Linked DNA regions of Homo sapiens: all the other regions are linked to region 1. A link is a contact called in ENCODE Hi-C or POLR2A ChIA-PET data. All regions are on one chromosome and are shown on one strand. Each heading gives the region's core, a stretch centred on a gene start or an enhancer-like site at or near the end of the contact. The rest is flanking DNA. Distances are from core to core; before and after follow the strand shown.

Region 1 (2,700 bases), core at 152-2,651:
AGGCCACCAGCTCAGCAGCTCACAGTGCTCAGACAGCCTGTGGCAGCTGCTTCTAAGCTCATTGCTGCAACCCCTCCCACTGCCTGCTCAAGGGAGCTCTTAAATACATTTTCTGCTGTGGCTGAGACCAGACCCAGGGTCAGCTCTGATGTTTGAGGAACATGCTAAAGTTTTACCTGCAAATTTCAACTTAATCACCGCAAATGAGGAGCATTGTCATGGGTTACGGCAAGGCGATGAGGCAATGACTCTCTAAAATAGAGTCATGAAATTTCAGGCAGTCAAGTGGTGCTCACACTATTTTTTCTTTTGAGATTAGCCTTAAAATAAGAAAAGGCATGACCAGGCAAGTCTAGGAAGCACAAGAAAGAGAGACCTCCCTCTGACAAGCAGGGAAGGCTGTGCTGATGGAAGAGTTACTCCCTCGTAAAGAAGAAAACCTTCAGGGGCTTTGTCATCGCTGTCAATAAGTTCCGAAGAAGCCTTTGGCCAAAAGTATGAGATTTATGGTGAAATAATAAAAGTGGTTTGTTCAAATTTGGGACAAAATTAGAGTGACCTTGAGCAGGGACTCTGAGCAGCCCAAGGTCAACTGCACGAGACTCCTGACTACCGGCAACTCTTGGTATATATTTACATTTAGTTCTACTTTGTGACTCTTGTTTTGAATATAGGTTTACTTCACCATGGCCTTAGTTGTTTAGGTTTTTTTTTTTTTTTTTTTGAGACAGGGTCTCACTCTGTCATCCAGGCTGGAGTACAGTGGCATGATCTTGGCTCATTGCAACCTCCACCCCAATCCCATCCCGGGCTCAAGCAATTCTCCCATGTCAGCCTCCCAAGTAGCTGGGACCACAGGCACGCACCACCATGCCTGGCTATTTTTTTGATTTTTGGTAGAAATGGGGTCTTGCCATGTTGTTCAGGCTGGTCTCAAACTCCTCAACTCAAGCAATCCACCCACCTCGGCCTCCCAAAGTACAGGGATTACAGGCATGAGCCACCATGCCCAGCCTCTTTAGATTTTTTTTTAAGAAGGCCAAAGTCACATGATTTGAAACCAAACAGAGCAGTGACCAGAGCCCAGAAGCCTGACCCACCTGTGGGGCCCCTCCAGGTGTTTGGGCCACGCCCGGTACCAACACAGTTCAACGGCACAAAGTGGTGTCTGTCACCATCTACCCTCTGTCACCTTCCAAGTGTCGAGGGTTCGTTGCATGACTGAAATTCATCTCTGTCACCCTATTCTTTTGGCAAAGCCCACCTTAAAGATAGCAAGGTATTTATAAACCACACTCCAGCTCACCCAGCAGTCAGAAATCAAGTATTCATAAATGGATCTCTTGCTCCCCAGAAGCCAGCCAAGGTCCCACGGTGCTTGAGTGCCAGCTCAGAGAGAATGTATAGGGGCCTGAGGTAGAGACAGAACTTTGCAGAGATTGGCTGTGCCTGTATGATGTCACAAGGGTTGCAGAGAGGTGGAAGTAACAGGGGGAGCAGCCCCTCCCCGGAGAAGCCAAGCAGGCCTCTGCAAGACCCTCGCACAAGGCCCGAAGCCAGACATGGTCCCTGCTGGTCCCAGGGCCCTTCCCTGTCCCTAACAAAGCTGCCTCCGGCCACTGGCCTGGGCCTGAAACCCCCACCTTCCTGGTCCGGCCAGTAACCTGACTTAAAGTTTTATCTCTAGACGTCACCTATTCACTAATCATCATTAACTCAGAAAACACTGAGCACACCCAGCAGTGGGTCCTGACCTACTAGAGAAGACAGGGGCCCTTGGGAGGGTTTGGCTAGAGCCCCTCAGCCCCAGAAAAAGTAAATACACACAAAATTTTCATGGAATTTAAAGAAGCCCACAGATGCTTAAGAAAGGGCACCTTGCCAAGTGGATGCTAGGCCTGTGGCATACAAAACAACACGTGCCGCCTGCCTTCAAAGGCCCCACTGTCTGCAGAAGAACTTTCCATGCAGAAAGAAACAGCTGAGCCCGGCTTCGACATGCAGTAACAGACGTTGCCTTGCTTCACCACAGCCACCCTGCGGGGCAAGCTATCCACTCTGCAGATGAATCAGCTGGGGCCTTGAAGGCAGGAAAGCCACCCGAGGTCACCTGCGCAGGGAGGGACTGAGCTGGAACCAGAACCCAGCACAGCAGATGGCGCGCACAGGGGCCCTTGGGGCTCCAGAAAGACAACCTGCGTCCCAGGGAGATCCATCACCCACACGCTCCTTTTTCCTTCCTGGGTTTTCTTTCCCCAGGGCCTGACCGGCCTTCTCCTCCTGAACTCCAGCTTTCCCAGAGGAAAGCAAAGCCATTTGAAAGGCCGGCTCAAGGCCACCTCCAACTGAGAACCCCACCCCCAACCCCAGCCCGTCTCTCAGCCCCGCCACCCAGCCGTAGTTAGGATGCGTCCAGCGCCTGTTGTCTGATCTCAGCTCGCCCGGCCTTTGAGTCCATGTTTACACATCTGTCTGCCCATCCAGATGAAATTCTTTAAGAACGAAACCACATCCTATGCTGCCTTCCATAGCTGACTGTATTTTAATGAATTAATGCACGTGGCTTCGTCCCTGGCAGTTCTTGTCAGCCGTGACTTCCCCGCCACAGCAGTGCAGTGCCCCCGCTCGCCGCCTCGGATCAGTCACAAAGCTCACGGTGCGGAGAACAGAAGGGCCTATTTTTATCCTCGTGGTTTCGCT
Region 2 (2,700 bases), core at 1-2,500, 400 kb after region 1:
CACCTTGTGCAGACACTGTATGCAAAGACAGGCCACATGGGTGTGTGTCATGGGGAACTGATTATTAGATTGTAATGTTAAATTGCATCATACCTACATAGACTTATGAAAATAGTTGTTGAAGGTGGGGTGCAGTGGCTCACACCTGTAATCCCAGCACTTTGGGAGGCCAAGGTGGGTGGATCACCTGAGGTCAGGAGTTCGAGACCAGCCTGGCCAACATGGTGAAACCCCATCTCTGCTAAAAATACAAAAATTAGCCGTGTGTGGTGGCACGTGCCTGTAGTCCCAGCTATTTGGGCAGCTGAGGCAGAAGAATCACTTGAATCTGGGAGGCGGAGGTTGCAGTGAGCTGAGATCAGGCTACTGCACTCCAGCCTGGGTGAGAGAGACTCCGTCTAAAAAAAAAAAAAAAGAAAGTAAGAAAGTAATTGTTGATATTAAACAGGCAAATTCAACTATCCTCAGATCTACCTTGGAATGCCATTTGCTCTGATTTTGCCTCTGTTGTTCAAAGTATTGCTTGAATTCCATTTTGTTATCCAATATATTATTGCATATTCTTTTTTCTCTTAAGCTTTTTATTTTGAGGTTGTACATTCACATATAGTTATAGGAGTAACAGAGAGATCCCGTGTATCCTTCAGCCAGTTTTCCCCAATAGTAACACTGCATAACTATGGTACTGTATCACAAACAGGAAACTGGCATTGATACAGCCCACTGAACTTACACAGATTCCTCCTGTTTATATGCATTCGTGTGTGAACATTGACATCTGTGCCATTTATTGTGTGTGTGGGTTCGTGTAGCCACCACCAGAGTCAAGACACAGAACAACTCCAACCCTGGGTCCCTTGTGCTATGTTATATTTATAACCACAGCCACCTCCCTTCCGCCTCCAAGGCCTTAGCCCCTGGCCACCCCGAATCTGTACTCTATCTCTGTATTGTTATTTGGAGAAGGTTCTATAAATGGAATCACCCACAGTGTAACCTTTAATAACTGATGTTCTTTACTCGGCTTGATTCCCTGGAGGTTGAGTTGCTGCTTCATTTTCAAGTTTGGGTTCCAGCCACCATGCGTGCTGGTCAGTGGCTGGTTCCTCTTTGCTGCGGCGGGATATCCCATGGCATGACGCACCACGGTTTGTTAAGCACTTGCCTGTTGAAGCTCATCTGGGTTTTTCCTTGTTTTTGGCGATTATGACTACAGTTGCGGTAAGTATTAATGAACAGGTTTTTGTATGAACAGGAAGTTTTATTTCTCTCGGCTCAGTTAGTTTTGTGTGGAGCTGCTGCACGTGTGATGCCATGACAGAGCGTGAGGGCTCCTCCTCTCTGCGTCCTCCCCAGCATTTGGTGTCATCATGCGTGTTCTTTTAAGTGTCTTCCATGGTGTGAAAGTGTTATGATTAGATAGGGAATTTGATTTGGGGGAACGTCGGTCTGGTGAATACGGCACAGGTGAAGGCTGCCCTTTGGGGTCAGGCTCCAGGTGCTTGGTGGTGGTTTTGTTTGCCTCCTTTTGGCATATAATTGGCACCAAGAACAGCTCCAGGAGATGTTTACTGCACAAAGCTTCTGGCCACCTGGGAGTGCCCGAGAATGCCACACGGTTCCCCACACTCACGTCGCTACCACTCCAGCTGCCATCACGCCTGCCATGGGTGCTCCCTGCAGACTAGAGGCATGCCCCACACCGCAGGAAATGGTGTTAGGGGCTCCTGTCCTCCTGGCCATTTCAGCTTTTGCCTGTCTGGAGCAATCTGATGTCCTAATTTCCATCACCCCTCCTGTGTCTGTCTCAGCACTCCAACAAGCAGAGGCTGAACAGGGCACCCCACCAGTCGCCTTTAGCTCCTGCTAGTGGGAACAGCGAAGGCTAAGGAAGGAACTTATAGAGCCTTATGACCCAGTGTGCCCCCCAGAACACTAATCAGACATGCTCCAGAGCCAGGCAGCCTATGGAAGCAGACAGAGACTAGCTGGGAAGTACTGAGTCCGGTTTCTCGTCCTCACCCACTCCTCGGGAGCAGTAGGGTCTTTAGGAAGTCACTCATTTCTCTAGCTCAAACCTTCATCCCTGAAACGGCGATGACGTTGCTCAGCTGATGGTTGTGTGGCAGGGCCTCTACATGGTGTCCACCAAGAGTCCAGTTCTGTAAAATATTTGAAGAGATTTATTCTGAGCTGAATATGAGTGACCACGGCCCTCAGGGGGTCCTGGGAACATGTGCCCAAGGTGGTCGGGGCGCAGCTTGGTTTTATACGTTTTAGGGAGTCATGAGACATCAATCAAATACATTTAAGAAATACATGGGTTTGGTCCAGAAAGGGGGGACAACTCGAAGCAGGAGGCTTCCAGACTGTAGGTAAATTTAAACATTTTCTGGTTAACAATTGGTTGAATTTGTCTAAAGACCTGAGATCAACTGAAAGGGATGCCTGGGTTAGGAAAAAGGACCGTGGAGACTCAAGTTCTTATTGCAGAGGAAACTTCAGGTGGCAGCTTCCGAGAGAACAGGCTATAAAATGTTTCCTATCAGACTTAAAGCCTGTGTCGATGTTGATGCCAGAGAGGTAGAATGAGGCACGTCCGATCCCCACTTCCCATCATGGCCTAAAACAGCCTTTGAGGTTAAATTTTAAAAGAGCCCTGGCTAGGGAGAAAGTCCGTTCAGATGGGTGGGGTTCTTA
Region 3 (2,700 bases), core at 105-2,604, 510 kb after region 1:
TTTCCCTGATAAATAGTGATGCTGACCATTTTTTCATGTTTGTTGGCCATTTGTATATCTTCTTTTCAGAAGTGTCTATTCATGTTCTTAGCCCACTTTCTGATGGGATTGTTTGTTTTTTCTTACTGATTTGTTTGAGTTCGTTGTAGATTCTGGATATTAGTCCTTTGTCAGATGTATAGATTGTGAAGATTTTCTCCCACTCTGTGGGTTGTCTGTTTACTCTGCTGACTGTTCCTTTTGCTGTGCAAAAGCTCTTTAGTTTAATTAGGCCCCAGCTATTTGTCTTTGTTTTTTTTTGCATTTGCCCTTTGGTTCTTGGTCATGAAATCCTTGCCCAAGCCAATGTCTAGAAGAGTTTTTCCAATGTTATCTTCTAGAGTCCTTATAGTTTCTGGTCTTAGGTTTAATTCTTTAATCCATCTTGAGTTGATTTTTGTATAAGATGAGAGATGAGGATCCAGTTTCATTCTCCTACATGTGGTTTGTCAATTATCCCAGAACCATTTGTTGAAAAGGGTGTCCTTTCCCCACTTTGTGTTTTTGATTGCTTTGTCGAAGATCAGTTGGCTGTTAAGTATTTGGGTTTATTTCTGGATTCTCTATTCTGTTCCTTTGGTCTATGTGCCTACTTTACACCAGTACCATGCTGTTTTGGTGACTATGGACTTCACTTCTTGTATCATTTTTTGGATTTCCTTGCATTGGACTTCGCCTTTCTCTGGTCCCTCTCTGATTAGCTGAATAACTAACCTCCTGAATTCTTTTTCAGGTGAATCAGGGATTTCTTCTTGGTTTGGATCCATTGCTGGTGAGTTAGTGTGATTTTTGGGGGGGTGTTAAAGAGCCTTGTTTTGTCATATTACCAGAGCTGGTTTTCTGGTTCCTTCTCATTTGGGTAGTCTCTATCAGAGGGAAGGTCTAGGGCTCAAGGCTGTTATTCAGATTCTTTTGTCCCATGGGGTGTTTCTTTGATGTAGTTAGTACTCTCCGCCTTTTCCTATGGATGTGGCTTCCTGTGAGGCGAGATGCTGTGATTATTAACTCTCTTCTGGGTCTAACCACCCAGCACATCTACCCGGCTTCAAGCTGGCAGTGGGGGTTGTCTGCACAGTGTCCTGTGATGTGAACCATCTGTGGGTCTCTCAGCCGTGGATACCAGCACCTGTTCTGGTGGAGGTGGCAGGGGGGTGAAAAGGGCTCTGTGAGGGTTCTTAGCTTTGGTGGTTTAATGTTCTATTTTTGTGCTGGTTGGCCTCCTGATGGGAGGTGGTGCTTTCCAGAGAGCATCAGCTGTGGTAGTATGGGGAGGAACAGGTGGTGGGCAGGGCCCCAGAACTCCCAAGAGTATATGCTCTTTGTCTTCAGGTACCAGAGTGGATAGGGAAGGCCCATCAGGTGGGGGCAGGGCTAGGCATGTCTGAGCTCAGACTCTCCTTGGTTGGGTCTTGCTGTGGTTGCTTTGGGGGATGGGGGTGAGGTTCCCAGGTCAATGGAGTGGTGAATCTAGGAGGATTATGGCTGCCTCTGCTGAGTCATGGAGGTTGTCAGGGAAGTAGGAGAGAGCCAGCAGTTACAGGCCTCATCCAACTCCCATGCAGTCTGAAGGGCTGGTCTCACTCCCACTGTGGCCCCACTAACAGCACCGAGTCTGTTTCCAGGCAGTGGGCGAGCAGGGCTGAGAACTCGCCCCAGGCTACCCACCACCCCCTAGCTGCAAAAGCAATTAGGGCTTTCATTCTTCCCCCGCCTGTGGAGTCTATACACCAGCTCTCACCCTCCCCTGAGTTCTGGCCAGGAGGCTTCTCGCCTGGTTCAAATTGTTACAAAGTTCGGCTGGAGAATTCCTTCTCCCTGTTGCATTTCCCCCGCCCTGCACCTCCGGTCACCCTGCCAAAAGATCCTTGTGTTGCCACGTAGGAATGGGCTGCTTGGGGACCCAGCGAGCTCCCAGGGCCTTTCCCGCTGCTTCCTCTACCCCTGTATTTCGCTCTGCTCTCTAAATTGACTCAACTCCAGGTAAGGTTGGAAACTTCTCTCGAAAACTAGACCTTCAGTTTCCCCAGTGGGGGTGTGTGCTCGGGGGCGGAGGATCTTCCTTTCCCATTTCCACTGTTGGGGCACTCACAGTATTTGGGGTGTCTCCCAGGTCCTGCAGCTGTCTGCTTCCTTCAGAGGGTCGGTGGGTCCTCTTGGGATTCCTGGTTTGTTCTGGATCTAAACTTAATGATGTGAGCCTCCACACACTGCTCAATCCATCTGAGTCGGAGCTGCAATCTAGTCCTGACTCCCATCTGCCACGATGATCCACGATGCTCTTTTTTCAAAAAAAAAAAAAGAAAGAAAAATCTTTTTAGAGTGAGGGTCTTGTTCTGCCACCCAGGCTAAAATGCAGTTGTATGGTCATCACTCACTGCAGCCTCAAATTCCTGGACTCAATTGATCCTCCTGCCTCAGCCTCCCAAGTAGCTGGGACTACAGGCGCGCACCACCATGCCCAGCTAATATTTAAAATTTTTATTTAATTTTTTCTTGTAGAGATGGAGTCTCGCTATGTTGCCCAGGCTGGTTTTGAACTCCTGGCTCAAGCCATCTTCCCACCTTGGCCTCCCAAATCACTGGAGTTACAAGCATGAGCCACTGCACCCGGTCAGGACATTCTCACATTAGTCCTTATGGATCGTAGTCTGCCCTTGAAAA

Evidence for each region. Hi-C counts contacts between places; a loop is a spot of excess contacts on that map. ChIA-PET counts read pairs that join two places held with the same protein, here RNA polymerase II (POLR2A). Pooled maps may share reads with other maps.
Region 2: a loop to region 1 is called in a pooled map, with 4 times the contacts of the local background. The contact joins the enhancer-like site here to the promoter of ALLC in region 1. A Hi-C loop is called at or near these places in 2 of 168 maps with a recorded cell type or tissue (CD4-positive, alpha-beta T cell and naive thymus-derived CD4-positive, alpha-beta T cell), 5 of 37 single-sample maps with no recorded cell type and 8 of 50 pooled maps. POLR2A ChIA-PET finds 5 or more read pairs at or near these places in 2 of 52 experiments (activated CD4-positive, alpha-beta T cell and activated naive CD4-positive, alpha-beta T cell).
Region 3: a loop to region 1 is called in a pooled map, with 7 times the contacts of the local background. The contact joins the enhancer-like site here to the promoter of ALLC in region 1. A Hi-C loop is called at or near these places in 2 of 37 single-sample maps with no recorded cell type and 4 of 50 pooled maps.

Annotation. Positions count from the first base shown.
Region 1 is chr2:3,656,901-3,659,600 of GRCh38, reverse strand. ALLC (allantoicase) reads right to left here and starts at 1,401. Exons shown (of 12, transcript NM_018436.4): 1 at 1,307-1,401.
Region 2 is chr2:3,252,906-3,255,605 of GRCh38, reverse strand. All of the region lies in intron 4 of EIPR1 (EARP complex and GARP complex interacting protein 1), which reads left to right. Among named protein-coding and RNA genes, the nearest start is that of EIPR1, 120 kb to the left of the region's middle. RefSeq lists enhancers at 938-1,067, 1,078-1,127. Within about 2 kb of position 1,250, at least 3 of the 41 ENCODE cell types and tissues checked have a DNase peak (open chromatin) inside an H3K27ac peak, as active enhancers do.
Region 3 is chr2:3,150,250-3,152,949 of GRCh38, reverse strand. The region is part of intron 2 of LOC107985840 (a long non-coding RNA gene); the gene reads left to right. Among named protein-coding and RNA genes, the nearest start is that of LINC01250, 26 kb to the right of the region's middle. RefSeq lists enhancers at 1,088-1,147, 1,158-1,417, 1,428-1,497. Within about 2 kb of position 1,354, at least 3 of the 41 ENCODE cell types and tissues checked have a DNase peak (open chromatin) inside an H3K27ac peak, as active enhancers do.